Linked DNA regions of Homo sapiens: all the other regions are linked to region 1. Evidence: chromatin loops called from intact Hi-C (ENCODE). Cell type or tissue: heart right ventricle. All regions are shown on one strand. Each heading gives the region's core, and the rest is flanking DNA. Links, peaks and the distances in the headings are about the cores only. Region 1 overlaps LAMA4 (laminin subunit alpha 4). Region 2 has its middle 25 kb from the start of RFPL4B. Region 3 holds the start of LAMA4 (laminin subunit alpha 4). Region 4 overlaps LAMA4-AS1 (LAMA4 antisense RNA 1). Region 5 has its middle 35 kb from the start of RFPL4B. Region 6 overlaps LAMA4-AS1 (LAMA4 antisense RNA 1).

Region 1 (4,982 bases), core at 495-4,494:
CCAAAGATCGTGCCAAGATTCTACTTTTCCATGTTCCCAGAGCCACTGTGCTCAAGGTCAGAGTGTCACTGGGCTACAAGCAGAGGTGAGATGTGGCCCTCTCCCAATCTCAGTGCTGCCCCTCACCATCTGGATCTTGAAGGTCCACTGCAGAGCCCAGAGTTACAAAGCACAGTCTCCAAGGGCGGCTCAGGAGGTACTGCACCATCTCCTCCACTTCTACTCCTTGAACCACAGCAGAAGCTACCTGAATGACAACTCATGCAGAGAGACCCACAGGACTAAAAGGAAAGTAGGCTATCTCCAAGCATCAAAAGCATCTGAACCTCATCTCTGGTCCTGCCAAAAAGGCAGGAGAAAATTAAGTACAGTTGGCCCTCTGTATTCATAGATTCAATCATGGCTTAAAAATATTTGGAAAAATTCCACAAAGTTCCAAAACGCAAAATACAAATTTACCATATGCTGAGTATTACTTTGAATCCATATGAACGAAGTGATGTATAGGCATTGCATTAGGTATTAGAGGTAATTTAGATATAATATATATAGGGGGATGTGCATAGGTTATAGTATTGCAAATACTACACCATTCTATGTAAGAAACTTGAACAACCATGAATTTTGGTATCTGTGGGGTCCTGGAACCAATCTCCCATGGATGCTGAGGGATAACTGTTTACATTTCTATTCCAGAAGCATTATTGAACATCTGTATATAATATTTATTTATTTATTTATTTATTTATTTATTTATTTTCAGACAGAGTCTCGCTCTGTCATCTAGGCTGGTGTGCAGTGGCGCAATCTCGGCTCACTGCAACCTCTGCCTCCTGGGTTCAAGCAATTCTCCTGCCTCAGCCTCCTGAGTAGCTGGGATTACAGGCATGTGCCACCACGTCCGGCTACTTTTTGTATTTTTAGTAGAGATGGGGCTTCACCATGTTGGTCAGGTTGGTCTCAAATTCCTGACCTCGTGATCCACCCGCCTCGGCCTCCCAAAGTGCTGGAATTACAGGCGTGAGCCACCGCGCCCGGCCTGTGACAGTTAGTGTGCTAGGTGCTAGGTATCCTGAAATATAATAAGGCCCTGTTTTCAAGATGCTTCAGTCTAGCAGGGAAACAGATAAGTAAAAACATAATTATGATACAGCATTTAATAAGAGAAACATGGTACAGGCTAAACGGTAACTCTAAGGAAGAAATAGTGAAATATTTTGGCATGGGTACACTAGGAAAGGCTTCTCAGAGAAGGTGAGTATTGGCCTGTATATTGAGAATGAGTAGGAGTTTATCAGATACTCCCAAGCAAGGGGTAAGTACTATGAGAACAGATAGATGTGAAGCAGCGTGCTAAGTTCTTGGGACTGGAACTGTGGCCTTGTGGAAGATTCATTGTAAGGCAGAGAGAGGAGGAGATAATGCTGAAGAAGCTGTCAGAGGCCCAATTGTGAAGAACCTTCCCAAACACGCTCGTGAACATGGGGACTTCAGCCTGTGGACTCTGGAAGTCATTCAGGTATTTACCCAGAACAATGAGCTGATTAGATTTGCACTTTAGAAACGTCCCTCTGCAGTGTGGATGATAGACTAGCCAGTGAAGACTGACAATAGGGGCACTGCTTAGGAGACCGCCACAGTGGTCTAGAGAAGAGAGCAGTGGGTTGCTGTCTTGCCTTCATTTGAAAAGAATTTGCACAGAACAAGGATGAACTGAGACTGTGGTCATGGAAAAGAGGAAGAGAGGCCAGAGTGGCAGGTGGAATGAAACAGACTTGGTGACCAGTTGGAGGTGAGAAATGGCAAAGAGAGAAGCTCCATCCTGAGACGTGGATGACTAAGACTACGAACACGAATGGATTACTCTGGACATTTTAAAAGTGAAATATCTGTGATGGCACAGAGGGCAGATAGAGATGTGAATCTGCAATTCAGAGGGTAATCAGGGCTGGAAAGGAATTTAGGGTCATTAATGTTTAGGAGGTAGGCAGAAGTAGATATTACTGTACAAATTCTGAAGTAGCACACCAATATTCCTACTATTGGTTTGTCCAGGACTGTTGCTGTTTATGCTTGTGTCCCAGAATAATTACTAAAAGTTCTCCCTTTCATGTGCAAAAATGCCCCAGGTTGAACCATAAAATATATGATCACCCTAGATATTGGTTATCATCCTCACGTCATCTACCTTTTATGTACTATATTACCAAGACATCCTTGCCACTTTTATGTCAAATATGTACAAGAAGAATTTTCTGTTGAGATGAGCAAATGACTAATACATTTGTAATGTAAACCACCAACTAGTTTACAGTTACAAGGTAATTTTTTAATTTCAGCTTTTCTTAAACCGAGGCGCACCTGTTTTCCCACGTGCCTATATCATTATTTTCCTTCCACAGGCAAAGTTACAGGAAAAATAAACATTCATATAAGCCATCACTATAGGTTCAATTCAGTCATCTTACAATGTAAAGGAATAGATGTTCCTCTTTGCCACTGATCCAGTCATATATACAGTATATCAATAGCTATATATCTCTATCTACCTGTATCTTAGCGCCCTCTGGCGTTTGTCAAAAAGAAGAGGTTTTCTTATAGGCATGACATTTTTCAGCTGTCTCTCATCACTTCAACTGAAGTTTCCATATCAAAAAATAATAAGTTTAATGACATAGGAATAACAATAGAGCTTTACTCTGAAGTATCAAGCCAAAGTAAAAACTAGGGGTGTTGTGCTTTGCAAATATAACTTAAACTGGATCAAAGATCAACTCATTAAAAATTCTAAAATTTTAAATGCTTGTGTCCGTATTTTTTAAAAGCAGGGAGGAGTAATATTAAGATTTATTATAGTTTCTGCATATTTAATTTTAAAATGACCACAAATACTGTTTTTCTGGAAAGCACTGGAACAAGCCAAGAAGAAGACTGGAATTGCAGGAAGGAGTATAATGACTCAGAAGACAGTGTCCATTCAGAGAGCCCACAGTTTATGAAGGGACTGATGACCACATTGCCGCTGCACAGTGGGCTCTGTGACTACAGGAGCCTTGCTCTGTAGGGAGGGGATTACCCTTCTCCAATAAAAAGCCTCTGGGCATGTGTTTGTTATAATACCATTTCTGCATTCTCTTCCTTGACCATCTGAGAGGGCCACTTGCTTGGGTTATTCCTGGAGAGTGTAAAAACGTTCCCGGTAAAATCATGGCATAATCCTCTGGGTAGAATACTGGATGAAAGGAGAGAAGTTTAAAACAACCACTTCCCTATCCTCAGGAAACTCTGTATAATGGGTCTACCAGCGCTCTGTGTGGCAGATCACCCCACAGCTCCTTCACGTATTGTAGCAGTTTTTAAAGAGCTGAGCCAAAAAAGCAACAGACAAGGCAAGTGGGCATTCGACCAAATGCCAGACTAAAGAACTTCTCTTCCTCTTAAATATAACCCATAGATCAGTCCTTCAAATCCCAAAAGTAAGTACATGTCGCCCATGCTGTGCATACAGGGTGGTGTCCTAGCCTTGAATCATTTCTGTGCTCTTAGATCACATTCTGTCCTTCACCACGCACACAAAAACACACACATACACACAGACGCCCACACAAACCCTTTCTTCAGAGGCCACATTTGAGTTGGGCATTATTTTTGACAAATACTGTGTGAGATCTCTGAAACAGAATCTCCCAAGTTGAGAGAATGGAATCAGCTTCTCGGAGAAGAGCTCCATTCACGCTGAGCCAAATCTGCTTGAGCAGTTATTTGTACACAAGTGCCATCAATGTTGATGGGAATTTGGAATGAAGCACTGAAAACAGCATGTTAGGCCAGTGAGAATAATCCTTGAAATCTCTGTGGTAATTCAATTTCAGCAGTGGTTGGACCACCCAGGAGCCACTGGAAGCATGGTGCATTTCAAGGTCTGCCTATTTTTTCAACAATTTTCTCTTTGAAACTTTAAGCTCTTCAGTCAGCACAATGTCAAAATGATAAGCAGACATGGGCAATTTTCTAGTCCAGCAACTTGAGATACAGTAAAAATTTGAAGAATAAATTACATATGAAAGGCAGTTGGTTGGGACTGAACTGTGACTGATGATATAGGAATAGCACCAGATTTTATAGCATTCTGTCATTCTAAAACTGGCCATCAAGTGAAGTAACTTAGGAATGGAAAACCAAACATTGTATGTCCTAACTGATACGTGGGAGCTAAGCTATGAGGACGCAGAGGCATAAGAATGATACAATGGACTTTGGGGACTTGCAGGGAAGAGTGGAGTGGGGAGGGATAAAAGACTACAAATATGGTGCAGTGTATACTGCTCGGGTGATGGGTGCACCAAAGTCTAACAAATCACCACTAAAGAACTTACTCATGTAACCAAATACCACCTATACCCCAATAACTTACGGAAAAATTAAAAAATTTTTTAAAAGTAAAACTGGCCATCACATTACCTTTCATGCATTATTTTTGGGATGATTTCATGTGTTATAGAACTTTCACATGCCAGGAAGATTTACGTTTAGGAAATACATTATGCCCACCCACCCCTATCTGTGCTTATACAACATTCTTTTCTCATACATTTAATCTAGCCTTTATACGGATTATTTGTAGGAAAATCAAGCCTCCAGAAAAGGACAACTTGTTCAGAAGGAAAGCATGGACACCATTAACCACGCAAGTCAGCTGGTAGAGCAAGCCCATGATATGAGGGATAAAATCCAAGGTAAATATATTCTCTTCTGGTTCAGTTTAATATCAAGGAAACACTTATGTTATTAACATCAGTAGGCATAATGGCTACTGTTAAGTGTTTGCTGTGTGCCAGGAACTTGTTGGTACAGTATTATAGGTTTAAACTTGTATAAGGTCTTCATTTCAAGTTTGTTTATCTGGAATTTCTGAGCACTCATCCCTACTTACTATCTGTTGATGTTCAATAATCAATGTATAAAATCATTCCCTTTTTAGG
Region 2 (4,982 bases), core at 654-4,653, 190 kb before region 1:
CTTAATTCTAGGTGCTGGATATACAGCTACGCATGAAACAAACAAAATCCCTGACCTCCTGGAGTTTAGTCTCAAAGAAGAAACACTAAAAAAGTAAACAGATCAACAATATTATTTCAGCAAATTGCAAGTGCTATAAAGAAAGATGAAGTAGGAAAAGGGAAGGGTAGTGGCTGGGAAAGGAGTTTTATTGATGGTTTCATAGAAGGCTCCTGAGAGGTGACAAGATAGCAGAGTCTGACTGATTAGAGAAAGTCAGGAGGACAAGAAGAAGAGCATCCCCAGCAGAGGAAGGAGCAGGAATGGAAGCCCTGCTGCAAGAATGCAGAGTGGGGCTGAGGAGTTCTGCCCTGGCTCTAGCACATGCCCTGAAGAGCCTGCATTTTGTAATGCATTCAGATTTGTATACCAGTGCAATTATATTTCAGTCATCATTGGCCCACCTCCCAATTTTTCCAAAACACGTGCAGACTTCTCAGAAATAACTATCACTGAACTTTTCTCAATAAATTCATTTATAAATGGTTGCACACCTCCACATTATTGACCTCAGGTCAGCTGGTGTTTCTCTCAGTGATAATCCCTAGACCAGTTGCTTCCAAGTCACCTGGGGTTGGGGTTCTTGTTTAAAATGATGCCTTCTCATCCCCCTCTCAGAACTACTGAATCCGAACCCCTGGGCTTGATGCCTACACATCTGTGACAGTCTTTCCACATAACATTTAAGCTCACTAAGTCTGGGAGTCACTGGGCTGTATACCTCCATGCCTCCATCCCACAAAATTTAGCGTTACATGGTTAGTGAAGCTGCAGCTTGCCAGCAAGTATATACAATTTCTCAGTTTAAATTCACCCCCTCCACCAAAAAAGAGTCCTTTAAAAGAAAAGCAATCAGTCAGTATGGAAATGTCCAAACAAAACCAAAATGCATAATTTAATTTGTGATTCTGATTTCAAAGGGCCAGTTTATTTAATTCCATTTGGAACTTTACCAACGCTACTAGGTATCCCCCTGTGTGTGTTTCTCCCTCTCACCCTAGAGAAGATTTGAGCCAACTTTTACTGTGGTCTAGCAAGATTTTCACTTCTGTCTCTGGGGCAACTGGTGAGCTTCTACGTACCTTTGATTAAAAAGAATCTCTGGCTATCTCGATTTCTGAGCACACTTCCTCTTTAGTGCCCTTTCCCAGTGAATTCCTGGCAAAGTCACAGAAAATCACTTTCAGGATAACATTTCTTTAAAAGTTATTACATCTAATTTATATAAAGTACTTGATTGTTTAAAAATACTATATAATTATATGTTTAACCTTATAGCATAGAGTTCTGTTTAATCTTACATTTTGCTTTAAGAGAAAACCAAATAAATTGCAAAGTATATATAGTCAAAAACTTTTCTAATAAATCAAATTCACAAAGATTCTTGTTTGGAGGTTTGGAGCAAGTAACCATGATTTCAAAAATAACAAATTGCTGGCAAGCCCATCAGAAATGTCACACAAGAACAAAGTAAAAAGGCCCTTACTAGTTTCAAAATATAAATAAACATACATTGCAAATCAAACAATTCAAATTATATATATGGGGTTTATTATTTCTAACAATTGATCTATTTTTATTACCTTCGGAGCACACTTTTAACCTAGTTCATATATATTACATCTGTCTGAATTTTAAAAAAATTGATACTTGGACATTGTCAAAAGAAACATTACTTCAAAAAATTAAAAAATAGAAAAGAATAATATCTGCTAGTAATGGCTTTTAGGATATTAGGTAACCATACTGCCACTTTTATCCATCACACTTTCTATCTCATTCCATGGAAATATTGCCATTCCACAGTCTTCCCAAAGTTAATTGACTGGGGTCGGTGAAGACAAAATCATAGGATTTCAAGAGCAAAATTTCTTCCTGCTTTTCACAACTTAGCCAATTCTCTGTATGCCAAGTGACTTTAGTCTAATAAGAATTAAAATAATTTTTCTAATTTCACGATCACAGGTTTTTTTCACGTTTTTATATTTCCATGTCATGATACCCAGATGCTCCGATTTTCTTTTCTGTGAGAGTGTCTCTCCAAATTCCCTGCAAAACTTTGCCCTATTCTTCCTACACTCTGCAAAGGGCAGTAGAGTGAAGCAGCAAGGACTCTACTACATTCTACATACACACTCCCCTCTTCCAACCATTGTTGTCTTCTGGTCCTGTGGTTAGTCCTTCATACTCCTCATGTTACCACAAAGACGGCAACCAGTAAGCTACAGACTAAAGGGTGCCAAGGATGTGTAACGTTACTCCCCATTAACTGACCCAAATGCAACCTGTTTTGCACAGTGGTCTATGCTAGTCCTTAAAATGTTCACTAGAGGGTGCACTATTTCTTTCCAAATTATTGAAGATGACTCCTAAATAGTAATATTAAAGTCAATCTATTCAAATGCTCCACTATATTAAGTCCTCAACATTAGATTTCAAGAAAAATAATAGCCAGAAAAGTCATATTTAGTGGGTCTAGTGGACAAAAATGGAAGTAGCAACAACTATCTACCATTAGTCCAGTGGCAGAATAATTTCTTCATCTGGAATTCTCAACCTTAGGATGAATGTGGCTGGCACCATATGCACTATGGTCTGTGCTTTCTGCACACACACACACACACACATACACACACATGCACACACACACTCCCCACTACAACCAAGCTTCTTGGAGAAAAGATGGAGGGGAAGAGATGCACCTCAGGATAGTAACCAGACAGAATAGCTATGACATGCTATGCAAAACCCTGTTTGACCAAAGAAGCTTGGCCCTTTTTATAGTAGCGCTTGTCTCTTTGCTACTATATCAGAGGAGGGTAGTTGTTCCCATGAGCTTGTTAACTCCAAGCAGGCTTCCTTGTCAATGAAGAATCAGTAGGGGAAGCTGTTAACTGTCAGGTTATGGCCAACCCAACAGTGGAGGCTTTAACATCAGATCAGAGTTACCTGTTACCCCATGCAAACTTTCATAAGGAGAGTGGGAAGGGGCAAATCCAAAGTTGGACATCTGAGATTACTGATATTCATTATTAAGTAAATGAACAAAAACGTTTTCCCAATAGCAATTTTAGTATAATCCTCACAATATCCTCATTCCATATATTATATTTTCTTCAGCTGAAAATGCATGCTTGTGTTTAATACAATTGTCTTTCCATAGCCTCTTAGCACATGCCAAGACACCTGTTGTTTTTGTTGTTGTATTTTGTGTGAGATATATATATATAAAACCAAGGCTCCTGTTTAAACTCAACCTGTTTCACATTGTGGTAATAGTTGACTTTCATTTGTCGCCACTTATTCATTTTTATAAGGCTGACCTCTTTTCACCTCTTAACACTACCCCAGAAATTTCTGAAAGTATCATCATCACTCCCATTCAGCTAAGATGTTCCAGATCTATCTTGCTCTTCCTGCCCAAGTTAAGCAGTCGCTCCCCTCAAGGGAGAACTGGTTCATTTCGGGGAATGATGATACATAGTCCTGAAATCTGGGTGCTTGTCTGCATTTTATATCATTCTACACCACCACTGGCAATAAACTGCCTCATATTAGAAGCCATGTGTTTTTAGTAACGTAAGAGCAGACTTTCAAATTCAGTCCTTCAGCTATCAATGTGGAGTAACTGGTGCTCACCAGGATTGGGTCATGATGGTGAGTGTTTATTGCAAAGCATGTTAACCTCCAGTGCATATTGACGTCACTGCTCTCCTGGGTGGCAGCAAAGTGGGTTGAAATTCAGAAAATGGTTCCCCTAACATGGCACAAGTCCATAATATGACCACAGCTACACATAGCTAAATGCAGACTTATTTTTTATTTATTTTTTTTTACATTATCAAGCACAGCATTAAAAAAAAATATATTAACACACTCTGGCAAAATGGGCCTTGGCTGTTAGTCTCTGTTAACAAAGAAGATATTCAATAAGGTGAAGTCCATTAGATTCACTGTTCTTGCTAATACTGCCCTATGAAAAGTAATACACATTCTCTACAGATGACCAATGTATGGAGGGGTCCTGTGTTTGCTTTGACTTTCCTTTGCCCTAAGTAAGCACTTTTATTGAAGCTCTCTTAATCTTTTTCCACCTGTTATACATCAGTGATGAATGTAGTAACTAACCTTATTTCACCTATGGCTTACAGACAAACCCTTTTCTTTCAAAAAGAAAATATCTTTTTTAAGCTGTTTTGAGATTATTTCTCTTACTTCATCCCAAAGAGTCTATTTTGGAAGGTGGTCTCAAGTTATTAGCTATTCTAAAATAGAACATTCTTAGCATTTTAACCAAACAAGGTCGTGACTGGAAAAGCTGCTACTTTCTGACATGGGCCTACAGGCGTCAGAATTAATTGGCACATTTTCAGTGGGGTAAATTGAAAACTTTAATCAGGGACTGAAAGTTCGACCATTTCCAATAGCAGAACGGTCAAAGGGGAAAAGAGGTGTGCTCTTCATAGGTCTCTTAACTGAATTATTCATGATGGAAGAAGATATTACACTCTTATAAAAGTTTCCTTATGGACTTCATTTAGAATTATTTCCCTTAATCTATTTGGATCTTCAGGGGGAGTCCTGCCTAGGGTGAATATTGACTTCAGTGCCTATAAAATTTCTGAATGGCTCTGTCTTTGGGGTTCTCAGCCCAGGCAACTTAACAGCATAGCAACAGCTTTTAGGATAAATGAATTCACTCCATTAGGCTTATGAAACTGGTCCATGCCCATGAGGTCACCTACTCCTGAAACCCCCTCTGGAATAAAGTTTTCACACCTCTGTAGAGCAGAGGCCTTAGTACAAATGCTTACAGAAACCAGAGACCAATAAACTTGTCTTCCATTGACTGGTGATAGACAACGGGGAGGGGAGCTGCAAAGCCTTGCTCCACATCTGTCTCACCTCCTGGCTTCCACCATACCAGATCTTACGTGGTCAAA
Region 3 (4,982 bases), core at 570-4,569, 74 kb before region 1:
ACCAAACATGTTTTTAACTTCTCCCACTTAATTTAGTAGGTTAACAAGTCTATGTAAAAGAAGAGTATCATAATTTAGCTTAATAGTCCCTTGCAATACTATTTTAATATTTTAAAATCAAAATATCACTTTAAAACCTATAGGAATTATTTTTGCTTCCTTTGGCTTTGGTTCTTTTGTATCATACAATTTTATCATTTAAAATCAAAGATCTTACCATCAGATTTACCTGGGCTATAGTAGTAATTTTACCACTTACCCATGGCCAAATGTGTATGACAATCCCTACTTCATGAGATTATCATAAAGATGAAATTAAATGAGACAATTTTTTTTTTTTTTTTTTTTTTTTTTTTTGAGCTGGAGTCTTTCTCTGTCACCCAGGCTGGAGTCAGTGGTAAAATCTCTGCTCACTGCAACCTCCACCTCCCGGGTTCAAGCAATTCTCCTGCCTCAGCCTCCCGAGTAGCTGGGACTACAGGCGCCTCCCACCATGCCTGGCTAAATTTTGTATTTTTAGTAGAGACGGGGTTTCACCATGTTGGCCAGGCTGGTATCGAACTCCTGACCTCATGATCCACCCACCTTGGCCTCCCAAAGTGCTGGGATTACAGGCATGAGCCACCACGCCCAGCCCTAAATGAGACAATTTATGTGATTTTTTTGCACATGGGAGGCACTCAAAAAATAAAAGTGTCCATTTCCTTCACCTCTGAATTCATACTCTTTATTTTAAAGTTGCAGTGTCGTGTATACAGATGTAAAAGAGAGCTTTGGAATCAGTGAGGCCTGGATCCAAACCCCATCTCTGCTTTCCACCAGCTGTGCGACCTTGGGCAAATGTCCTAGTCTCTCTGAACCTCACTTTCTTCTTCTGTAAAAGGAAAATAATGGTACTACTTTGCAGGAATGCTGAGGTTTACAAATAGCATATGCCAAGTATCTGGCACATGTTAGGTGCAAAATAAATGGTTTTGCTTACACTTAGATAAAATGACTTTTGTTCTATGAAATGGAGCTAATGATTAGGTTTTATGGAAAGGCTTTATTTATTTATTTTATGATTAGGTTATACAAAAATGCTTTATTTCACCTGGAAGCTTACCTGGGTGTCATTTTATGGTTGTCTCATCTGACCATTTTTAAACCATGGTTGGATCTTGTGGAAATGTTTAGAGCTCGTTATGAAGCCAATGTAAACAAAGGTACCTATCAGCTGTTGCAGACACTATCCCATCCACAGGGGCACCCCTGACATAGCTGTAGCCCAACTTCACCCTGAAGTCTTGGAAAGGTTACATGATTCAGACAGATGTAGTAGGCATGAGATTACAGGCCAAGAGGAAGAGGCCGGGGCTGTAGGCAGTATACTTGACAGGCTCATACACTGCAAGCCTTGTTCCGGGCCCCTTACAAAGCACCTCTTTAGGATGAAAACAAGATGGTCTTTGTAAATAAAAGTTCATGCATTTGGGTAATGAAGTCATTTTCCAGCGCTGCAGTGAAAGATATTCTTCTCCCAAGCCCTCTGGGTGAGGACTGGAGGGAGGAAGAGGGGTGGCCAGTGAATCTGAAGAGAAGATATTAGCACAAAGAGTGCAACAGTCTATCCCCCAGAAAAAACCCGAGAAACCTTGCTCAAGAAAGTGGGCACCCTGACCCTCTGCCTTCAGAGATCATCTACCTTTGGTTCCTGCCCTGGAATCCCTTTTCCACCCACTTTCCTGCAAACTAGCGGGGGCCACATAAAATATCTATGTAAATATAGATAAGACATCCGGTACCTTGACTACATAAATAAGAGTGGTGAGGAAGCGTCACAAAAGCTGAATATTCTTCTGGAGCCCTTGGAGGGGCTCCAAACTGAGAGGGGAGGGAAGACCGCAGGGAAAGGCGGACCTCAGTGTCTGAAAAGCCAGCTTAGAGTGGGAGGGCCTGGGAGTAGAAGGTAAAAAGGGAGTGGTGAGAATGAATGTGAGAAGGAAGCCAGGACAGCGCAGTCCCCAGTCCCGAACGGCCAGGGAGAGGAGGTGGCCTAGCGCTGGCGGGGCTCACCCCAATCCGTCTGCCTTTTGATGCCGTACTGTAAGCTCCGTCCATCTGTAGGTTCTTGAGCCAGAACCTCTGCGGGAAGGAGAAAAAGTGAAAGAGGGAGAGGGAGAGGGAGAGAGAGGGGGAGAAGGGGAGAGAGAGAGAGGGAGAGAGAGGCTGGAACTCTCCCTTACTCTCGCACTTTCCCTTTATTTCCTAAGCTGCTGGTTGCGCAGCCACCTCGGGATACTGCACACGGAGAGGAGGGAAAATAAGCGAGGCACCGCCGCACCACGCGGGAGACCTACGGAGACCCACAGCGCCCGAGCCCTGGAAGAGCACTACTGGATGTCAGCGGAGAAATGGCTTTGAGCTCAGCCTGGCGCTCGGTTCTGCCTCTGTGGCTCCTCTGGAGCGCTGCCTGCTCCCGCGCCGCGTCCGGGGACGACAACGCTTTTCCTTTTGACATTGAAGGGAGCTCAGCGGTTGGCAGGCAAGACCCGCCTGAGACGAGCGAACCCCGCGTGGCTCTGGGACGCCTGCCGCCTGCGGCCGAGGTACAGTGTCCCTGCCATTGCCACCCTGCTGGGGCACCTGCGCCCCCGCGGGCTGTGCCACACTCGTCCTTCTCTCTCTCTCCGCCTCTTTCCTCTCCCCAGTGCCTTGAGAGTTTCACCTGGGCTAGGTCAGTTCGGAAACTTGAAATAAAGAGTTTTCCTTTGTAAGTTGCATTTGGATGTTGAGAGTTGAAAGTTGAGGCTTCGGAATGTGTCTGCTCAAAGGGGTGAGAGTGCATGTGTTGGTGCTCTGAGTTCATCCGCTAGACTCTCACCGGGGACTGCAGCAGCACATCGGTGACTTCTGCCACTTGCGTGTCCCAGTAGTCATTTTGTCAAGCCACGGCACTTAACGTGTGTGCCCTGTCACTGGCTTCCTGCTCCTCTGTGCTGTTAGGACAGTGGGAACACTACTGCAGGATCTTTTTGTCTCATATTAGACAAGAAGTCTTCTGCAGCAGGGAAGGTGAGGGGGTGAGTGAGAGTGGCTGGTCATGAAAGGAGCTGTTAGACAACTGCTGAGAGGGTATCTTAAGTAGAAACGAGCCATTGTATTCCAGAAACAAGATGTTTCCATTAAAATCAAGCCTCAGGATATGCTATTGATAATATGTTTATTCAAAGAGCTGCTGTTTGAATACCTTACAATAGCTTTTAAGTTGGAAACAAAACCAGAATGTAGAGGTCTGGTAAAGGAGAATGAATCCAGAACAAGTGATTTAAGAACCCCTGAACTGAAACAGACAACAGCATGCCCATTGCATGGGACATGCTAAGAGGGAGGAAAATAAAGTCACCTAAGTTCATGGGAAAGGAAGGAGCAATTGACCTAGCAAAACAAACACCACACTCTATAGCTATGGTTACAGCAACTGTACAACTAAAACAGTTATGTGGATTGACACCATTTCTAACATCACTGATGCATGGATTATTGCTATGAATTCTGTTAATTGTTAGTACAATTATAGTTATTAATTATTGATGATTAAAAATAAGGTGCATGAACATGGTCCTTCTTCAGAGTAAGCCCTACCCACATTGCCCCAAAAAAGAGAGTGGACAGGGTCAGAATATGCCAACCTCTCACTGTGGTATAAAATGTAGCCTCCATGAAAAAGAGGGAGCATGGCTTCTGGTCAACTTCATACCCAGAAACTTGGGGAGAAGCCAGACCAGGAGGGACTTCATGCAATGGGAAGGCTTTGCTTCTCTACAGGCTTGGAATTAACCCCAGGGAAGCATTATCTCCACCTGTTGCTTTGAGCACGTAAAGTCCCTGAATGAAATGCTTAATTTTACTTAAGAGTAAAATTGGCAGATAAATTGCAGGACACTCAAATGTGAATTTCAGATAAATAATGAATGAATTTTGATCACATCCCAAATACTGCAGAGGACATATTTATATTAAAATTTGTTTTCATTGTTCATCTGAAATTCAAATTTATCCGGGCATCCTGTATTTGTATCTGTTAGGTCTAAAGAGACAAGCCATATACAACTGTTTTTTGTAACTCTCATCCCACAAAAAAAATAGGAAAGTAATTTTTTGAGTTTTAGAGAACCTTAAAATTAATGCTAAGACCCTAGGAAATTTCTTATGTGCTCATATGTTTGGTGAAATAATAGGAAGGCAGCACAGCAAAGTGTTTCAGATTGCAGGTTTTCAGTCTGATGGTCCCAAGTTGAAATTTCAAGCTCTTTGACCTTGGTCAAGTTACAGATCCCCAGACTGCAGATAAACTGATACTGACAGAATTTATTGATGCCTGCTTCATACCTCATACTTTTATTGTAATGAAATTAGATAAAATAGAGTGCTTAGCATAGTGCTTGACATAGTATAAATGCCCTATATATGCCAAGAGTTGTTACAATTGTTACTATAAAAAATGTGGATGATGATCAGATTAAAAGAAACCCTTATTTGAGAATATTCCTTAGAACCTTATGTTTATGGTTTTCTTTTACTTAATATTATTATATCTGTTTATCTATATTCTTCCAGCTGGAAAAAAAATGTCACGTAGTGAATTAAATTTGTAGTAATGTCAGAGTCTAATAGGTTCAGAATGCCAGTGGAGGCCTTCAGTTTTGAAAAACAGAAAGAAGATATTAGTCATTCCAGGAAGGTCAAAGTATATGGTGTAGAAAGGGTGAGATTGAGGTAATTATGTTCCCACTGCATAGTTTCACATAATGCCTCCAGTTAGCCTGCGGTCCCATGGCGATCCCAACGCCCCACCATCAGGTTTCCCATGCTCTTTATAGCAGTAACCAGACCTTAAACCAAATACATTCCGGAGACTTAATAACATGGTACAAACACTTTACTGGGTTGGCTCAGGAGACTGTATTTGTGTATATGTGGAGAGAGAAAGAGAACACGGA
Region 4 (4,982 bases), core at 521-4,520, 100 kb before region 1:
GTGGGGGTATGAACAAGTAAGTGTGAGTAAGTATAGTCTTTTGCAAAATTGAATCCCCTGTATGGATTCCTGTAACCACCATCACAATCAGGATACAGAATGGTTCTATTGCCATAAAGCAATGAGCAGGGCCTACCCCTTTGTACTCACACCACCTTCTTCACTGTCTCCTGGTAACCACTAATCTGTTCTCTATTTCTATCATTTTGTCATTTCAAGAATGTTATATAAATAGAATCATATAGTATGCAAACTTTTGAGATTGGTTTTTTCACTAAGCATAATGCCCATGAAATCCCTCCAAGTTGTTGCATGTGCCAATCATTTGTTCATCTTATTGCTGAAGAGTATTCCATGATATAGACACACCAGTTTGTTTAACCATTTACCCATTAAAGGACATTTGTGTTATTTCCAATTTTTGGTTATTACAGTTTAGCTGCTATGAGCATTCATGTACTATTTTTTTGCCAACCTACATTTTCATTTCTCCGGGATAAATGCCAGGAGTGCAAATGCTGGGTGTCAGGCTGAACACCTATTAACCTCAATAGAGATGGCACCAGGTTCAAGAGGCTGAAGAAGAGACTCAGACAGCAAATGAGACATGGGGTTTTATTTAGGGCTTATATTTAGGGGAGAGAGTCCCGTGGCAGCAGGCTAGACAGGAGAACTACACAGCCCAGTGGAGGTGGGCTGGGCAAGAAAACTGCAACAGCTTGCAAAAAGCATCCAGTTTATTACAGCATTTTCACTTAGCACCCTTTCTCTAAAACTTCCACCTGGCAACCTTCATTCAACCCAAAACCTGGAGCTTCAATATCCTGTGTGGCTGGTGTTCCATGGGATGAGCCGGAGACCCAGACGTTCCACATAGAAAAAGAATTAATCTTCAGGTTGTCTGCTCCCAGCTTCCCTAGCTAGGAACATACATTCAGGTGTCTCTGCCACACAGGGTCATTATCAGAGTATGCCTAAGTTATTGTGATCAGATGCATTTACCCTACTCTGGGTCACATAATAGTTGCATGGTTAGCTTTTAAGAAATTGCCATTCATTCCCACCATACGTACGCCATACATATCGGAAAACTAGTTTTTCCACATTCTCTCCAGCATTTAATGTTATCACCATTGTTTATTTTAGCCATTCTGGTAGGTATGCAGTAATATCGCATTGTGGTTTTTAACTGCTTTTTGCCAATACACAATACTTAAAAGATGTCAGAGGAGAGTTGATTGATTGCCAAATTGTATGGATGAATTTTCTCCTCTCTTCTAGTAGTTCTCAATCTTGGTGTTCTATTAGAATCACCTGAGAAGCTCTAACACCATTCCAGAGCCCAGGCCACACCTCAGACCAATTAAATACAAACCTCTTGAGGTGGACCCAGGCATCATTACTTACTTGTTAAAGTTCTTCAGGTAATTCCAGCATGCAGCCAAGGTTGAAGATCAATGCTGAATCTAATTTCTACACAGATACCAGAAATGTGACCATCCTTGAAATCCTTTGCTGGCTCCCCATCATCTGTACTGCAGATCTAACCCAGGCTCATTGGCAGGCTCTTCCCCGCTTTCTGTCTCACATATTATGTTCTGTAGTCATGAATTATTTGAGGCTTGCCACATATACCCCTATATGTCATGAAAAATCCTTGCAGTTAGAACCTGAGAATACACATTTTTATCAAAGTACCCCAAGTGATTGTGAAGCACAATAACATTTGAAAGCAACTCTACCTCCACTAATTGGAAAGTGATTTACCCATTTGTTCATTCCTCTATTCCTCCTTTCTTCATGTATCCATCCATCCAACAAATATCTGTTGAGTACTTAATGTGTGCCAAGTGGATAGCTATGGTGCAGTGGTGGAAGGTCCTGGTAGACAAGAAAAAATGTGACAAGGTGGGTAGCGGGTAAGGAAAGGGGTGGGGTCCAGGGAGCTCACAGGAGCAACACACCACCCAGCTGGAAGCTCAAGACCTAAAAGACGAGTAGGAATTAGCCAGGCAAAGAGAAGCAGGGGAAAATATAGTTTTCCTAAAACAAAAAACAGCATGTTTAAAGGTTAACAACAAAATGACATAGCTTATTCAGAAAATTTTAAGAACTTTGGTATTGCTAGAGCAGGAAGGGAAAAGACTAAAGATAAACATTAAGTATTTTAATTATATTACTTTAATGTCTCTTTAAAAAGTAATATTCATAAATAAGAATCAATGGCTGTGAATGAGTGAAGTCATTTTTTTAAGCAAACAGTAAATGCTAATTGCAGTCTGAAGCACTTTTGAAGACTCAGCTGGAAATAGCCCTCACCCCATTAACCTCTAAAACAGCATTTTTTTAAACTTCTGACCCTGCCCAGGAGTGGTTAGCCTCAACTTCAGGGTCAAGAGATTTGCTTCAGGCACTTTCAGAATCAACTTGTATGGGAATGAAGTACTCTCTGTTAATCCAAGTGTTCATCTCTGACAGAGGAAATTGCTCTGCTCCCTAAATGACTCCAACACTTCACTTTTCAAATACATGTCAGCTGTGCTGCTGAACATCCACAGCAGATGTCGTTCTGCTGCTTGAGTCAGCGACTCAGAGAGCCGCATTCCCAGTGTGTGTGTGTATGGGGAGGAGAGGCCGGGGGTGGATTAAGGCATAAGATCCAAATTGAAGCAAGTAAAGTTCTTAAATCATTGTAGTATTCCATTGGAATGAAAAAAAAAAAAAAGATGATTCTTCCACTGAACTGCAGAAGAAGTTATCAAGAAAACTAAAGAGGGAAAGAAAATAAGCAAAATTTAATTCTCAATGATTAACTGAAAAAAAGAAAAGGAGAAAAGGCACATCTCATCTCACTGGGGAACTTTGTTGTTCCAGAATGATTTTAAGTTCACTTAGGGATATATTTTAATTATATTTATGTTTTGGCAAAATTTATGAGCTGAAGATCATTTCCTGAAAATAAGACATTTGTACAATCCCTGCCAACACTGGAGTAAATTTTACTTTATCAAGAAAAACTGCTTAGGCTCACAATTTTTTACAAATAAAATTAACTCTGGTGCTTTTGTGGGACTTTTCTCCTTCCTCTGGATCACTGATAGCAACAAAACTGAAGTGTCCACTTGTAAGTTCAGCACTGCAACAGGAGACCCTAACCTGGGTGTCCCCACTAACCAGCTATGAATTAGGACATGCTGTTTAAGCTCCCTACACCACTACATCACTGCAAAGGTTTTTGGTTTGTTTGTTTGTTTTCTGAGATGGAGTTTCACTCTTGTTGCCCAGGCTGGAGTACAGAGGTATGATCTTGGCTCACTGCAACCTCCGCCTTCTTGTTCAAGCGATTCTGCTGCCTCAACCTCCTGAGTAGCTGGAATTACAGGTGTGCACCACCACACCCGGCTAATTTTTGTATTTTTAGTAGAGACGGGGTTTCACCATATTGGCCAGGCTGGTCTCGAACTCCTGACCTCGTGATCCGCCCACCTTGGCCTCCCAAAGTGCTGGGATTACAGGTGTGAGCCACCGCGCCTGGCCCACTGCAAAGCTTTAAGACCCTTTCTGAATATGAGACTGTGTAAACAGAGTAGCTATGGGGGAAAAATCTTCACATCAATTTGAGGGCATTTCAAGGACCACAGAGCAGAACATGGGAACTCAGGGATATCTTAGAAAATCTAGGGCACATAGTCACTGCTCCTACTCCCAAATGACTTACAATCCAAAATGTGTTGACATGGATGAAAATGAGGCCAAAGGAACAATCTTCCTTGAACATATAATAAACAGGGTTAAGAATTTATAGTCTCAATTAACTTTTTTTTTCACTGTCAACAATTTTCAAGTCCTTCGAAGCCTCTAAACTCTTTAATAAAAGGGAATCTTCAAAAGGCTCCTCCACCGGCCAGCTTCTCAAGCTACTCACTTTTGCCATTGTATGTAACAAAACTGAAAATAATTTGGCATGAAGTATGGTATTTAAGGATAAAAAATAAAACTCTCTCTTAAACAGAATTAAAACTAAAGGGTGTGTGTGCATGCATGTGTGTGTGTGTATATATGTGTGTGTGTACTAGGAGAGGTCAGACTTGGAATACAATGCTCAGATTCTACCACATCCTTATTAAATATCTTAAGCCAATAACTCATTCCATTCATGACTGCCCTATTTGAAAGTAAATTCTGGAGAGGCCAGCCCTTATAACATCAGTCACCGGGGCACCTCCTTGAAGGCTGCTTAGAAGTAGCAGAGTCTTTTTCTCTTGCTATCTGTCCAGACTCACCCAACTTTGGCCCTTGGATTTTGTTGTTAGAATAAATGCAAAATGCCCTACAAATCATTGCCAACATTGAGACAACTGGTCTTCCCCAAATCTCCTGTGTTATGTGTCTCTTCCCCACTCATCTCAAAAATTAAATAGAACAGGCAAGAAGAGCAGCAAATTTCAAACTATCATTTGACTCCCTCCCATGACCCACTCAGTCCTTAAGTCTTTGTCCTCTGCCCAAAACGTATTTTGTTTTCTCCATCTTGTCATCTGGCAGCCAAGAATATTGAATGTGGTTTAAAGAAATAACACTATATTATGAAAACATCATTTTATCAAGACAGCTGACAATACATGTGAATGCATATATTCATTCTCTACATTGCAATGCCATTTTTAGGGCACAGAAGGGGCTTGGATACAGTCTTTATTTATGCTATTTTTCAAATTTCATATGCTGTAGATAAAAGGCAAAGTTTGCCATTTTCCATTCTTGCAAGTTTATGAGAATTAGGGAGTACTTTCTCCATCCTGTGCTTTAACATGACTGAAAATTGCTTAACTCCCAAAAAGATTTTGATATTGTCAAGCTCCAAAAATAAAACATAGCTAATTAACAAGAATTCTTTTCAGAGGATGGTGTGGTACATTTTCAGGGTCTGGCTTGGTGAAGATGGGAAAAGTGATCCCTCACAAACACAGCGGCTGCAGGCC
Region 5 (4,982 bases), core at 684-4,683, 130 kb before region 1:
TTCAGAGTTTTTAATGTTAGAAATAGTGATATGGCTGCCAAACACATAGTAAATATGTTCTAAGTTTGGGGAAATGCAACGTAGTCAAATCTGTCTTTTCTTTTGTTATCCCTTTCATTGAAACATCTCTCTTTTCCTTAAAACCTTATATTACAACTCTTCTTAATGACATCTAATGCTGCAGAAAGGTCTAGGAAGATGACCAAAAAGCAGCTACCTGATTAAACAATTAGAATGTCTTTGAGCACTTTTAGAAGAAATTTCTTGTACTTGTGAGCTTTGACCCCAGATTGCAAGAGTATAAGCAATAAGCGCAGACCAATAGTTCACAAGCTTTTGTGTGAAGGGAAATTGGCAGCATCATAGGCTACAGGTGGGGGTAAAAGTTAAGGTGAAGGTACTGACTTTGATCTTGAACTCTGGCAGATCAGATATGCCTTCAGAGAGATGATGTTTCTTCCTCATGGTGGTAGTGACCATCTTTGGTTACAACCTCTATCCTCAGAAAGGAACTCTATGACCCTTTTGGGCCTCAGAATGTGATACCCCAAAGACTGGTGCTTTGGCCTGCTGGGAGGCCTTAAAAGCTGCCTCAGAATCAAGGTCCATTCAACCTTGTCTTTTCCTCACCCTACAAGTCAATGAGGGACTCTTTCTGAAATTTTCTTGTCTGACCAAGAAAGCTTCTTTCCAAAAGAAATGCAATTGTCTCAAGACTCATTCCCTAGAGATCTCATCAAATAACCTGGAAAGATCAACTACTGGAGGACAGAGAAGACTGGGAGTCATCACCATACCCAGACAGACTTCATCAATTCATCTGAAGGCAGCTTCAAGAGATTACCTAAGAGGCTGTTTCTGTGGACCATTGTCTGAGCACTGGGCCTTTTGTTTCCCCTGAAAATCACTTACTCCGATACATCTTACTTCCCTCTCCCTTATGAAGAGGGCACTTAAGCCTAAACCATCTGGTCCCTCCTTGAGTTCATATTTTATATGACTCCCATACACATGTGTGCACATAATAGGACTATAATAAACTTGTTATGCTTTTCTTTGATTAACCTGTTTTTTGTTGTTATGGGGTGTCAGTCATGACCCTTTATGATAAGGAGGAAAGAGATCATATCCTCTCCACCCCTACAACCCTATATTAGGTGGTATCTCAAGGGGGAAAATACATTCTGGATCATCATCATCATCACCACCATGGTAATAAATTAGTTTGAAAACTTTGAAGCATTTCTTCATACTATTTTTAACCTCAAGTGTCAAAATGAGACAAGTAGAGGGGTATTATTATCTCCATCTTACAAAAGAAGAAAATTAATTTCAGAGAGCTTAATTGACTAAACCCAGTATGGTATCCCAGAGTGAAATTCTAGACTATATTCTTATCATCAGAAACATACAGTTGGGATAAGCTGAAGGAACAATTAAGAGTACTCAAGAGAATATACACAAATTAAATACTAATAAGATTAATACATAAATACAATAAAATACTATAATGCATCATACTAATAATAAACGCCAAACAGGTAACTGAGAAAGGATTATACCAATGTTGGCTGGATTATTAAAGAAGATTTGATGGAAATATTTGTATTTCAAATGGGAGTTGGATATTGGCAGGTAGAGAGAAAGAAAACATTTCAGACAGAAGAGGATGAGAAAGTACTGAGGTAGGAGTGCCAGCCTGGTATGGGCAGGAAGGAGGCCGACCTGATTGGAATAAGCATTGTTAGGAGCAGGGTATTAGGCTAGATAAATCAAATCAGGATTTGAAGGGCCTAGAATATCAGGGTGAAATTTTTCAAACTGAACCTTTGAGCAATGGAGATGCATTGCAGTTATTTTACAAGGGAGAGGGAAATGATTAAAGAGTGTTCTTTAAAAAAAGGGGTATGATGAGTACATGCTGAACAGATAGAAGGAAAAGATGCCAGAAAAAATAGTTAAAATGAGAAAACAGCCATCCAGATGTGAAGTGACGAGGCCTTTATGATGGTAGTGGGGATAAAAAAAAAGAGACAATAAAAGAAGTAAATTTCAAATCAGAAATGCTGAAAATCTTGTTCCCAAGTGTTGAGCACCAGGAAGTGGAGATACTCTGATGCCAGGAAAAGAAGATGGGCAAAGAGAGAGTTTTGCTTAGGAAGGGAAATGACCAAGACAACTGTGGGGACATATAGTATTTGGAAAAAAAGTTGGAAAAAAGGGCTAGATAAAATACATCTATATATGCTTATATATTATATTTATGTATATATTTTCTATATATTACACACACATATGTATACTTGTATATATACGTATATATGTATATATACACGTATATATGTATATATACACGTATATATTTATATATACACGTATATATGTATATATACACGTATATGTATATATGTATATATGTATGTGTATGTATATATGTATATATATGTATGTGTATATATATGTATATATATGTTACCACTGTGCTCAAGTAGCAGGCACCCAATAAATGTTTGTTTCCTGCCTAGTCTCCAAGACAACACAGCTTAAGAGGTTACTAATTTAGACATTATAACTAGGATTGTGACAATAGATGAGTCCACAGATGCAACAAATGTAAAAATAACAACAATGACAACAACAAAATTAGAGGTCCTAGAAGTAAGATTCAAGGAGCATTCACAGTTAGTGGATGAGAGAATGTAACAAGGGCAATTAAGGAGCAGGGGAGAGTCAGTTTCCTCTGACTCTCCGAAAACTGTACAATTACCTTCTAAAGCATCAGGTTTAAACCTCCATATTCACTGTTAAGGGGGTGAACAGTAAAATTAATCGAGAAAGCCGAGTTATTCTGCCAAGGAGACCCATTTGAAAGTGAAATAGAGGTCAAAACCCTACTCTAACATGGAAATTGGAAACCGCCAGATTTTTCAATGCTCTGATATAGTTCAAAAAGGGCAGAATTGATGGATTATTAACTATGCCAACTGGCATCGTGGAATTTATGTTTTCTTTGTTATGTAAAATGTACAATCATAACAGAAACATCAAAAACCTGAGAAGGTTCAAGGAAGGGCATAAAACAAATGTAATTCAAATTTTACTGTAATAAATAAAACTAACAGCAGAGGGCTCCCCTCAACGCCTGGCAAATTCTCAAAGCAGAGAAACTACAAATGGGGCACGTTTCTGGTAACCTCTGGTTCCATTCGAAATTTTCTATACATAAGAGAAAAAAAAAACAACTATCCATTAGTAAATAAATTACAAATACAATATTTAGACCTGCAGGTGCTAAAATTCCTTTTTCTCTTTAATTTTGTTTTCCTCACTGTGCTTTTTGCTAATCAGAAACTATTGAAGTTATTAATGCAATAATTCAGAAGGTTCTGGATGTAAAATGCCCAAAGACAGTAGAGGGATTTCTATAGCCTCTCTAAAGTATTTCAGATTATCCACCTGATTACATAAACAACATTTCCAGAAAATTGCCATTTTTTTAACCTATAATCCTGGTATCCAAATGTAGACATTACAAACGCAAGGGAGCTGTACTCAACAGCTAGGAATCTTTAATAATTTGAGGCCTTGAGGAGAACTGACATCTGGTGAAACACCAAAATGGTTTCAAAATAAATCAAAATACTATTTATACTTTTAAAAGATATTTTGAAAGTATTTTGAGTTATTTACAGAAAACAGTACTCTATATAGTAGACTCTGTGTAGGTCATCCATGTTTTCAACCAGCTATTTTTTTATTTATTATGGAAATATGAGTTAAAGTAGCCTTTGCCTCAAAGTGTTGTCATTCATTTTGCACTTTGTCCATAGAAAATGCAATGATTTTTTTCAAAGGCCAGTTTTGTTGTAGGTCAATCAAGCACTCATTTGAATGCTGATTTATTTTTATGGAGATGCATATTTTTGATGGCTTCTTTGGATTCATCACAAGGTATATCACTAACTACACTAGGAGTCAGCAAATTATAACATAGTGGGGGCCAAACCCAGCCACTGCCTGTTTTTGTACGGCCTGAAAGCTGAGAATTATTTTTACATTTTTAAATGACTGCAAAAATCAAAAGAATTCTAACATTTTATAACACATAAAATTATATAAAATTCCAAGTTCAGTATTCATAAAGTTTCAAATTTCATCAATAAAAATTTTGTGGAAATCTGTTTTCTTCTCCTATTATGTAAGTACTTACATGATACTCTCAATTTTGCCTCTTGGCCCACAAAGCTTAATTTTTTTTTTTTCCATTTGACTTAATACAGAAAAAGTTTGCCAAACTCCGAACTATGCAAAATGCCAAAACCATTATTCAATGCTCCTTGGGTTATTTAAAATAATGCAAGATTTGCCCCTTTAACACTATAACCTAATCATCTGCAGCACTGGTTCCCAAAATAATCTGTACTTTGGAATTACTGGGTAGCTTCAAAAATTATTGATGTTTGTGTCCTTGCCTGAGATTGTGACTTAATTGGCCTGGGGAATAACCTGAACTTTTAAAAGATCCCCAAGTGATTCTACTGTGAAGTTTGGAAACCACTGATTTAGTGCTTTGGCAAGTTCAATCCTCCCAGCTTTATCTGGGCGCTCCCTTCTACTGGCAGCCCTTTTTGCTCTTCCTCCAGCACATGGCCCTCTGCAGCTAGCCCCAATTCCCCCAGATCACTTAGGCCTTTCATTCCCACCACCAGAGCTAAGTGACCTTCTCACCAACTCCACTGAGAAGATCAAGGCCAACCCATCCCCAAGTTTTCTTGTTTTACTTCCTGAATGAAATTCTTCCCTCAAGTCCATTCTCTCCTCTCCAGTCCTTCTAGAGGGAATACACCATAGTGGCTAAAAAGGAGTCTTCAATCAGGCAGACATGAATTTAAATCCCTATTCCCATAATCCCAGCACTTCGAGAGGTCAAGGCAGATGAATTGCTTGAACCCAGGAGTTCAAGACCATCCTGGGCAACACGG
Region 6 (4,982 bases), core at 328-4,327, 89 kb before region 1:
CCAGGGAGACTTTGAAGACCTTTCAGTCCAACCACCCACTTTACAGAAGAGGATGTTAAAGGACTTGCCAAACAACACAATTTGTGAGTGACAGTGCCAGTCCAGTACAACAGCTTCTAAAAATATGCAAAAAAAATTCAAAACAGATGAACAGATGGATCGCCAGGCATTTGTGAGGATGCTGATAAGGTTAAAACCAAAGAATAGTGGTATTAAGTCCATATTATTCCATAGCATTCTGTGGCAATGCCAGAAAACCTATGAATGAGAGCAGAAGCAGGAAAAGGGAGTGGGGAGTAGATAAGATGGTGAGAGGGCCTGGTGGTGAGTCCTGGGAGGTGAAAAGTGTTTCATAATAATAAATGACAGAGTGAGAAGCTGAAACTTGTCAGCTAATGAGAAAAATGCCAAGCTTAGGAAAATGGCAGCAAACTGAGAGGTTGGTTGTTACACTGATGACCAACAGAGTGGCTGTTGGAGTGACTGATTGACTCAGACGACAGGCCACTGGCTTGCCCCACTTTCATCCAAAGCATCATAGCTTTGCTAATGTTATGATTAGGTAAGTGGATAGAAGTGTTGCCTCAATTGTAACAGCAGTACCCATTGGCTTATTTAAACATGAAATCAAAATGTCTGCTAATTCCCAGGATCCTGGGGGTAGACTTTGACCTACCATTTTGAGTAGGTTTTATTAGCAGCTCAGGCCTTCATTAAGGCAGTGGCTGATAAAGGCTAAAACATCCTGCCAGTTGTTTATGGAATAGAGGCTCAGCCACTCACCAGCCTTATTCCAGCTGCCCACCAGACACACTGTTGATATTGGGCCTTCTGCCTAAAACCAGCTGGCTATTCCCAGACTCTTTCAGATGTCCAGCCATGATGCAGTAATGGAATTGCCAGGGTGGAGGGTGGATCTCAGCTTTTGGTATTGTCCACCATCCAAGGAAGGATCAGAGGCAACTGTTTAAGTTATTAAAAGGGCTGGGAGTGGGGAGACGGAAGGCACAGACAATGTTCCTCTGATCTCTGTGTGATTGCTTTGTGTTTTAACGCTCCTGGCTTGTGGTTTTTTGTTTATTTTTAAATTTCTTTTCTTGTTGTGGGTTTGTCCTCATGACTGTGTCACACGTAGACCAGAAGGGCTGGGTTTGCCTGTGTTCTACTTTGGACATAGATGTTACTCAAAACTGCTTAATGATCTGGGTTTCATAGCTATTTCATAGGGTTAAATAAGAAAATTTTCCAGGAAAGATTGTGTTCTACTTAGTCTATGTCATAGATTATGTAAAATCAATGAATAAGCAAGGAATCTATAGCTAAAATTACATACATACTAATCTTCCATGTTCCTCAGCATCCTGCAAAAAGCAGGTGCTCCCTGTCCTACACAGTTCAGCCAGGCTTGTGTCTACACTGGGCCTTGGATTTGTGGAGTTCACGTACATTTTGTCATAGTTCTCCCTTTTGCTTTTTACCATTTGTAATTATATTAGGTTGGTGCAAACGTAACTGCAGCTTTTGCCGTTACTTTCAATGGCAAAAACAGCAATTACTTTTGCACCAACCTAATACATTTAGGGTCTTTGCAAACGGCAAGAATAACATTATTCACAGCTAAGAACAATAGAGGCTAAATAAAGAAAATAAAATTCAACTTCATTGAAAGACTTGTTACTCAATAAATGTTTTTTTTTAATGACCCTGCAGGTGAACTAATGGCTGAGAGAAACTACCGTGTTCTGCTGGCAGAGTCACAAGTTCCTGTTTCAGTGTCCTGTGTAGTTTGTCTGGTCTTTTTCCATCTGTGGCACTACATGATTTGATGGCCTATTGTTCTAGGAAGCACACACCACAATGCCAGTGGAGGGCGATATCACAGAGGGGTGAATCAGGGAAAGGAGACGCATTTCCTAATTCTTTTCCTTTTGTGGTCTCAAGCAGCATTATCTCTTTTCTGGCCTACAGTTCTGAATCTGGCAGAGTTTAAAGTAATAACTCATATTTCTCTTCCTTTCGTTGCATTTAATTTGTTACATGAACTGTCCACAGGCTTTTTTCGGCACCTAAAATATAGCTTTGGGCACAAATTACCAGACCCTGGGTTTAATGATTTCAGCAGGTAGCGCCATGGAATAGTCCTCTATGTGTTGCTTTCTAAACCATCCATCTGCTCTTGGCCATGGCCAGAACAGTCAGTGTCTGGGGATAGGTGCTTTTAGAACATCAGGGCTTCGAAGCTGAATGGGACCCCAGGCTCATCTTGTCTCACTTTTCATTTTCATACAGTGGGGAAAGTGAAAGCCAGGGAGCTTAAGAAACTAGCTCAAGACTGTGGCTCACAAGAGGCAGCCCTGGGATGAGAATACCAGGCTTCCAGGCCCCAGTCCAGAACTTTTTCTCCTCTGTGTGCTCTGTCCCATGCCCTCGATGGAACTGTTCTTTATCACTCATCTTAACACCAGATTTAAAATTGCACCAGCCCTTTCCCAAAGGCTATCCAGCTGAATTAAGCACAGAAATGCCACAGGCCCATTTTTAGTAGCTGGCTGGAGGAAATGCTCATTTCAAGGTCTTTGATACATAATCGTATTCACTGGGAAGATCTCTTCCCTACAAGCCTGAGCCATGGCAAGCCCAATTTTTAAATTCTCTGTGCTCTGACATTCTAGTTAATAAAGACAGAGAAAACAAGCCTTCACTTTTATTCAGTTATTTAAAGATGAAATGTGCCTCCTTCCATATGATCCTTCTCTCCCTCTAGCCCACAATCGACTTCTTGTCATTGGTGTTCTTGTTTTCTAATAATTATTAATTTAAGAATGATAATAATTGAATTCTTCCTCAAAATCTGAGGGACAGAAATTTTGAATGCTGCTGTCTTTGTATTTCTGCTGCTCAGCTGTTACTTAAGTTGGGTTGTAAAGTTTAAAATGTCAAAGGTTGACAACTCCAGGAGCCAGGAGGAATGGGAAGAAATTGCATCAGCCTGGGAGCCTGAAGATCAGTCACTGGGTCATTTTCCACTGCTCACCCATGACTCTGTTTCTTAGCTTCAAGTTGGATAATTATGCTTACCTCACAGAGATGCCGGGAGAATTATTTGAGACAATGTCGTGATAGTAGTCTGCATACTCAAAATGATGAAAAATTAAAACCAATGTAAAATGCCATAATTTGAAAAACCTTTAGTAATTACAGAGTCTGAATCAGTGCCTGACAATGCCAGAGAGAAAACTGTCCTCCAAATTATGGTCCAGTCTCCTAGAAAAGCCTATTCATTTTTAGGCACTTATTCCTAGGGAGTTTTACTACGTCTGAGTCTACAAATGAAATTCAAATACAGAACTGAGTCCGTTAAGGATGGAGAACTCATACTAAAATAACTATGGACTGAAGGAGCCAAGTAATTAAGGACAGAGTAGCTGAAGCCGTGAATTACCTGGATGGTGCTAAGAATTAAGATAGGACCTGTAGCCAAGGGCTAGATGTTGTCTTCGGCCCCTAATGAGACTGTAACCCTGTGGAAGCCTGGTTAGCAGCCTCTGAGAAACCTTAACAAATATTACATACCACGTTGATAATAATGTGTCTATAATTGTTGTTATAGCTTCTGAATATTAAAACAAATGAAAGAAAACAAGAATACTTATGCATTATGCTACAGGTAACAGAAAATTCTATTAATTTTATAGTTATCAACCTACCTGTCTGTCTTCTAGTTTTCTCCAGAACAAATTAGACATCTAACTGTTAATATTAGTAGTAGTAGTAATAATAATAGCAGCTAAAGTTTATTAAGCATTCTCTATGTGCCAGGCATTATTCTGGGCAATTTTCATACACAACCTTATTTTACACTCACAAAAACTCTAGGAGATAGATACAGTTCCCTTTTTACAGATGCGGCAGCTGAGGTTTTGAGAATGAAATAATTTCTCAAGTTCACAGAGTTGATAAGTTGGAGAATTAAAGGCTATAAAAACAAACTACAATACACAGGTTCACAGTCTGAATCCATAGGCTGAGTTTTTAACATCTAACTTCTCTTCTAATAAATGTCTACAGATTGATGAATTGTGGAAAATCAAGATATTCTCTATATTAGTTTTGCTTTCCTGAGGACTTCCTCTAAAAGACATTTCTGTTCAACAAACCACCTCCTATTTCTCACTAATTCACTCATCACAGTCTCTTCCAAAATCACGTTTCTCAAATCCCTACTGTTCTTGTATCAGTTAGAAACCTTTTTGTTCTAACAGAAAATCTAACTCAACTTGGCAATAAAGGGTATTTTTGGGCTTGTGAAATTGGAAAGTTCAGATTCCACAGCTAAATATCATCTTCTGGGACCCATTTTCTCTTCTCCTTCCACTCTGCCTTCTATGGAGTCAGTTTCTGCTAAACCTGGCTTCCCCTCGGACTGTCAACAACTCCAAGGGCAACAAAGTCTCTCTTCCACATAAAACAGAAAAAAAAGCTGTCCACCTTTGGAAGCTCTCTCCAAAGAATGAGAACTTCTCTTTCCAGAAGACCCCTGCACTCACAAGGGCTTCCGCCATGCTGCCCCCTCCTACTTCCTGCCCCCTCAAAAAAAAAAAAAAAAAGGAAGAAGCTATCTCATAGGAATTGCTGTCAGGCAAAACCTTCCCCTGGCGGAGGAGCCAGCCTGTGGCTTAGTAGACGCCACACAGTGTGTGTCGGTTGGGAAACACCCGTATCAAGCATTGCCTTCTTTCCTGGCCTATCCTTCCATTGACTGATTCCATTCAAGCTAAAATTCATGTCGGTTTCAAGGAAATAGTAGTTTTACAAAATTAGTTGTCTGCATTACACCTGGATTAACTCAGGGATGGGACATTGTGTTCGTGGACAGTGACAGTTCATAAACGTTATTCTTTGTCCCCACTTGAGGCCTACATTATTACTGCAGCAATCTCCCAGCTGGACCAGCCTCCAGTCTCTCTCCACTGCAGTGCAAC

What was found. Peaks named below come from ENCODE experiments on the same cell type or tissue, not always from the same donor. Only the 100,000 strongest peaks of a DNase experiment are listed, where the experiment ranks them.
Region 2: it touches region 1 in a loop (4-fold over the local background); 32 of 110 quality-filtered maps call a loop at or near these places.
Region 3: a loop joins it to region 1, with 3 times the contacts of the local background. A loop is called at or near these places in 40 of 110 quality-filtered maps.
Region 4: a loop joins it to region 1, with 4 times the contacts of the local background. A loop is called at or near these places in 27 of 110 quality-filtered maps.
Region 5: a loop joins it to region 1, with 9 times the contacts of the local background. A loop is called at or near these places in 102 of 110 quality-filtered maps.
Region 6: a loop joins it to region 1, with 2.9 times the contacts of the local background. A loop is called at or near these places in 30 of 110 quality-filtered maps.

What each region holds. Positions count from the first base shown.
Region 1 is chr6:112,177,875-112,182,856 of GRCh38, reverse strand. It overlaps LAMA4 (laminin subunit alpha 4), which reads left to right. Exons shown (of 39, transcript NM_001105206.3): 10 at 4,625-4,736. Among named protein-coding and RNA genes, the nearest start is that of LAMA4-AS1, 56 kb to the left of the region's middle. In heart right ventricle, for the core only: CTCF peaks have their summits at 2,373 and 2,572 (motif pointing left); no DNase peak of the experiment used is centred there; H3K27ac peaks cover 1,082 bases.
Region 2 is chr6:112,369,779-112,374,760 of GRCh38, reverse strand. No RefSeq gene overlaps it. Among named protein-coding and RNA genes, the nearest start is that of RFPL4B, 25 kb to the right of the region's middle. In heart right ventricle, for the core only: a CTCF peak has its summit at 2,370 (motif pointing right); no DNase peak of the experiment used is centred there.
Region 3 is chr6:112,251,562-112,256,543 of GRCh38, reverse strand. It overlaps LAMA4 (laminin subunit alpha 4), which reads left to right and starts at 1,977. Exons shown (of 39, transcript NM_001105206.3): 1 at 1,977-2,085; 2 at 2,253-2,588. The coding sequence starts at 2,394. The region is part of intron 2 of LAMA4-AS1 (LAMA4 antisense RNA 1); the gene reads right to left. In heart right ventricle, for the core only: a CTCF peak has its summit at 2,585; DNase peaks (open chromatin) are centred at 1,998 and 2,360; H3K4me3 peaks cover 3,448 bases; H3K27ac peaks cover 4,000 bases.
Region 4 is chr6:112,279,953-112,284,934 of GRCh38, reverse strand. The region is part of intron 2 of LAMA4-AS1 (LAMA4 antisense RNA 1); the gene reads right to left. LOC107986632 (a long non-coding RNA gene) reads left to right here. Exons shown (of 2, transcript XR_007059712.1): 2 at 1-411. Among named protein-coding and RNA genes, the nearest start is that of LAMA4, 28 kb to the right of the region's middle. In heart right ventricle, for the core only: a CTCF peak has its summit at 2,562; a DNase peak (open chromatin) is centred at 2,584; H3K27ac peaks cover 2,921 bases.
Region 5 is chr6:112,310,297-112,315,278 of GRCh38, reverse strand. No RefSeq gene overlaps it. Among named protein-coding and RNA genes, the nearest start is that of RFPL4B, 35 kb to the left of the region's middle. In heart right ventricle, for the core only: CTCF peaks have their summits at 2,923 and 3,122 (motif pointing right); no DNase peak of the experiment used is centred there; H3K27ac peaks cover 1,297 bases.
Region 6 is chr6:112,266,218-112,271,199 of GRCh38, reverse strand. The region is part of intron 2 of LAMA4-AS1 (LAMA4 antisense RNA 1); the gene reads right to left. Among named protein-coding and RNA genes, the nearest start is that of LAMA4, 14 kb to the right of the region's middle. In heart right ventricle, for the core only: a CTCF peak has its summit at 1,864 (motif pointing right); no DNase peak of the experiment used is centred there; H3K27ac peaks cover 3,897 bases.